Linked DNA regions of Homo sapiens: region 2 is linked to region 1. A link is an interaction called in ENCODE POLR2A ChIA-PET data of the cell type or tissue named here. Cell type or tissue: PC-9. All regions are shown on one strand.

What was found. Peaks named below come from ENCODE experiments on the same cell type or tissue, not always from the same donor. Only the 100,000 strongest peaks of a DNase experiment are listed, where the experiment ranks them.
Region 2: POLR2A ChIA-PET joins it to region 1 with 6 read pairs; 3 of 35 experiments call an interaction of 5 or more read pairs at or near these places.

What each region holds. Positions count from the first base shown.
Region 1 is chr16:3,513,485-3,515,984 of GRCh38, forward strand. CLUAP1 (clusterin associated protein 1) reads left to right here. Exons shown (of 12, transcript NM_015041.3): 6 at 2,024-2,107. Among named protein-coding and RNA genes, the nearest start is that of CLUAP1, 14 kb to the left of the region's middle. In PC-9, no CTCF peak of the experiment used is centred here; DNase peaks (open chromatin) are centred at 897 and 1,417; H3K27ac peaks cover 1,523 bases.
Region 2 is chr16:3,955,974-3,958,473 of GRCh38, forward strand. It overlaps a transcript of ADCY9 not described here. Among named protein-coding and RNA genes, the nearest start is that of TRIDDENT, 6.8 kb to the left of the region's middle. In PC-9, no CTCF peak of the experiment used is centred here; no DNase peak of the experiment used is centred here.

The DNA.
Region 1 (2,500 bases):
TGTTGCCCAGGCTGGAGTGCGGTGGCTCAATCTCGGCTCACTAAAACCTCCGCCTCCCAGGTTCAGGTGATTCTCCTTCCTCAGCCTCCTGAGTAGCTGCAATTACAGATATGTGTCACCACACCCGGCTAATTTTTGTATTTTTAGTAGAGATGGGGTTTCATCATGTTGGCCAGGTTGGTCTCAAACTCCTGATCTCAAGTGATTCGCCTTCCTCGGCCTCCCAAAGTGCTGGGATTACAGGCATGAGCCACTGCGTCTGGCCTAGAGTGGAGTAGTGTTTAATCCTTACCTGTAAAGATTTATGGCATTTGAAGCATATGTGCTCAATCTAATGCTTTAAAACTAAATGAATTTCTTTCATTCACTTCCTAGCAAGAGTGCCAGCCATGGCTTCTCTCTCTCACTGCCTTGCCTGTGTTCTGGCATACCCTGGGAGCAAACTGGAAGTGGAAGTCTGGGGAAGAGGGACTTAGGTGCTAGATTGCTATGTCTGCTCATCATATATTGACCCGGCAGTTGCCACCTGATGAAGTGTGGTTGGCAGAATGAAACTGCCACTGACATCTGCTAGCTAATTCAGATGATGAGTAAGGTACCTCCAGGCTTTCCCCTGTTCTGTTTGTAGTGCAGTGGTGTACATATGTCTGTACATGTCCCTAAGAGACTCAGAGACAGGAGCTGGCCACTTGCTGATTGCCACTAGAGCTGTGGCATCATTGTGAGACTTCATTTCCATCCCACGGGGTCTCTTTCAACACCATCCTGTAAAGAATGATGAAGTAACCAGTGGCTGAAACTGTTCCCAAGGAAACCATGAGACCCTGAATGTAGTACTTGTCAAATTCTGTGTGTAGTCATGATCCGAGGAAGAGCGCCTATCCAGTGTTTGTTTTTCTTTCATTCAGTAAACATTTACTGAGGTGCAGCCTCAGCCACAGGCAAGGCACTGAGCTCTGCCTCCTTGACTAAGTCCTCACCCTGCCCTCAGCCATTCCCACCAGGTGCACCGTGGATGAAAGGAAGCACAAGACGAGTTTTGACACAGTGCTTCAGGAACCTTGTCTTACTTTGTTCAGGCTGCCGTCCCAAAACACAATAAGCTGAGTGACTTATAAATAACAGATTTGTTTCTCACAGTTCTGGAGATTGGGAAGTTCTAGATGAAAGCACTAGCAGCTTCAGTGTCTGGCGAGGGCTTGTTCCCCACAGATGGTGCCTTGTTGCTGAGTCCTCACATGGCAGCAGGGGTGAGGGATCTCCCCAGGGTTTCTCTTAGGAGCTAATCACCTCCTAACATCATCACATTGTGGTTTCGAGTTTCAACATAGGAATTTTGGGGTCACACAAACATTGTCTATAGTAAACCTCATAACTATATCCACATTACAATCCCATGTCTCAGAAGTTTTCAGCACTGATATGATAGTCACAGATGTCTCCCTTGATAGGTTAATGGTTCATGCTAGGGGCAGGGCCATGGTCACTGTTCTTATCGGTTGCGTTTGTTAGTGATAGGCAACTGAGAGGGACTTCATGCTAAGAAAGATGCTTAGTTTGGGAGTCACCTGGACAGAATGCAGGTAAAGAAGCAAATTGGGGCTGGGCATAGTGACTCATGCCTGTGATCCTAGCACTGTGGGAGACCAAGGAACGTGGATCACTTGAGCCTAGGAGTTTGAGCAACATAGTGAGACCCTATCTCTATTTAAAAAAAAAAAAAAGAAGCAGCAGCAAATTTGGGAGAAAAGATAATGGATGCTAAGTTCAGTTTTGCTCATAGAGTTGGGGTCACCTAGGCCTCTGGCTGAAAAGGAGGACCTTGAGCTCTGGAGAGAGCTGGGTAGGCACTCAGATAATGGAAGACATTATAGGAGGTGATGGTGGCAGTGTTTTTGCATCAGAGATCCACATGGCAATAAACTTCGGAGAATCAGTCTATAAGGCACATCTAGATCTAGGAATACTGGTTTTGAGAACTCCTTTTCTGAAAATATACGTAAATGATTTTACTGTTTCCTAGGAAATGAGAACAGAAGCCATTGCCAGACCTCTGGAAATAAACGAGACTGAAAAAGTGATGAGAATTGCAATAAAAGAGATTTTGGTAAGATGACTTTGCTTTTATATAATGTTTTTTATGCCTGGGATTCAAAAATACTGATTTCTTGCCCATACAAGACAGAACAAGCTAGGCTTAGTAACAAGGGATGTGTTAGTGGGGAAATGAAAAACTCAAGAGGACATTCGAGCTTACCTAGGTCACTTACTATCATTTTTTTCCCCTCGTTATAAATAAAAACAGCTTCTCATGTTATTAAAAATTGATCAGTTTCAGTAATTTGATAATTATCAGTTATTCAATAATTTTAATAAATAATGCTCTATTTTATTTTGTTTAACCAATTCCTCACTGCTTAGTATTTAAATGATTTCAGGGTTTTCTAAATTCCAGACAGCACTGTAATAAGTAGAAGGATCACTATTGTTTACTGCTCGC
Region 2 (2,500 bases), 440 kb after region 1:
CAACGCAGCCTCCCAAGTAGCTGGGATCATATGTGTACACCACCGTGCCTGGCTAATTTTGAAAAATTTTTCGTAGAAAAAATTTCTACAAGATTTTTTGTAGAAAAATTTGTAGAAACGAGGTCTCACTATGTTGCCCAGGTCTCAAACTTCTGGGCTCAAGTGATCTTCCCGTCTCAACCCCACAAAGTGCTGGGATTACAGGAATGAGCAACTGCACCCAGGCAAAGTCATATTTTTTTTCACCTGAGAGCTCCAATTGCCACGAAAATCTCAAATTATATTCTATGATAATTCAAGTTAAATGGGCAAGTAATATTTCTTTTCTTTCCTTCTAAGTGCCTGAAATACTAGAAATACACAATAATGGCTTTTAAAAAACTACCTAACACAATAAAAAATTGTGATAGAATTTATTGTGTAATCAACAAGTTAGGGAAAACTGATTTTGCATTAAAGGAACATCTTCTGTTTCTGTTAAACAGCAGGAAGGACAAGACACCAGCGCAATGAGCTTTTTTTTTTTTTTTGGGGGGGGATGGAGTCTCCCTCTGTCTCCCAGGCTGGAGTGCAGTGGCATGATCTTGGCTCACTGAAACCTCTGTCTCCCAGGTTCAAGCGATTCTCCTGCCTCAGCCTCCCAAGTAGCTGGGATTACAGGTGCATGCCACCACACCTGGCTAATTTTTTTTTTTTTTTCTAGTAGAAGCTGGATTTCACCATGTTGGCCAGGCTGGACTCGAACTGCTGACCTCAAGTGATCCGCCCGCCTTGGCCTCCCAAAGTGCTGAGACTACAGGCGTGAGCCACCGTGCCCGGCCAGCAATCTGTCTTTTCTATGGAGGCACAAATGTGCAGCAAACCTTGCCTCTCCCCTATGACCATTTGGATAATTTGGTTACTCTGTAGACACCGAGTTGAGGATTTTCAGAGATCAGGCTTATTTGAGCAATTAAACATTTCTCCATTCTAAGCATACACTAGATAATAAATATTCCACACATAATTTAAGCAATGAATCTTATGAAAAGAGCGACGGAGGGAGAAGGGGGAAAATACATTTTTCCTCGTGGTCACTTTCTGAACTACTGTCTAAGCCTGACATTAAACTCACACCCTCCCCCTCCATCTGGGTTCTTCGTTCTTTCCTTGAAAAGGAGGAGGAAGGAAAAGAAACCGTTTGGCTGTAATACCGCGCTCTGTTTCTGGCTGTTACCAGCAAAAACACTGTGGCCAATGATGCCCAGTTAGAACCTGGGCTTTCTAACCTGATAAACAGAAAAGCCTTCTGCCAACACTTCAATGGGGCATCCTGAGGCCAGAGGAGGCTCCAGGGGTTTTCAGCTCGTTGGCAGAAAAGCATAGCATAACAGCAGACTATCTTCCAGGTAGAGGCATATTTGCGTATGTGAAAACAGAATTTACTGGCGGAAAAGTCATTCTCTTGAAGTCAAAGCAGTGCCTGGTGATCTTGTTGCTGAAGGTTTATCTACAGTCCTAGAGTCAGGGAGGGGGAGGGTGATGGCGGAATGGGGGTGGAGGCCACAGGCGGAGTGCAGAACCGTGGCATCCTGGGGCTTGAGGAAGGCAGGTGTGTCCTTGGAGAAGAATAAATGTCCTAGAGACGCAGAACCAAAGCTGGAGCTGGGCTGAGCTGAGACCCGAGGGTTCCCACAGGCCAGTTCTGGAGGAGATAGAGAAGGCTAGAAAGCCGTGGAGAATACGGGATGGGGGTCCTGGGAGGGCAGGGCTAGGGGGCGGTTCAGGTGCGTCTTGGCACAAGCATGTCTGTGCCCCCGGGCGTCCTGAGCAGAGCGGGGTGTCAGGGCGGGGCGCGGGCATTTCGCTCCTCTCTCCCTGAACCCTTTCACATCCTTCCCGATCCTGTTTTGCGTTATCCCAGGATCACACGCACAAATCCAAACAAACTTTTCTGGTCCCGTTCATCTCCCTCTCATCCTAGAGGGCACGGATTTTGTTTGATGAGAAAATAAAGAAGGTCAGAGGGAGACAGGACACAGAAACAGCAGCTCTCGGGAGGGCAGCTGGAGGCCGGGCTAGGGCTGCCTCCACTGTGCCAGGGCTGGGGGGGATTGGCAGAGACGTCTGGGTCCCCAACCATCGGCTCTTCCCTCAAAGAGCAGCGGGGGCTCTGCGGGAGGATACACTACCCTGAAAGACTCTCACCAGCCAACCCAAGCCAGTGTTTGTTCTGCCTGGCTCTGGGACCCTCCCGCCAGGACCCCAAACACTGCCGAGGGAGGAATTTTAAAAATAAAATGGATGGGCCGGGCACGGTAGCTCACGCCTGTAACCCCAGCACTCTGGTAGCCTGAGGCGGGCAGATCACCTGAGATCAGGAGTTCAAGACCAGCCCAGCCATGGTGAAACTCCATCTCTACTAAAAATACAAAAAATTAGCCGGGTGTGGTGGTGTGCACCTGTAATCCCAACTACTGGGGAGGCTGAGGCAGAAGAATCACTTGAACCTGGGAGGTGG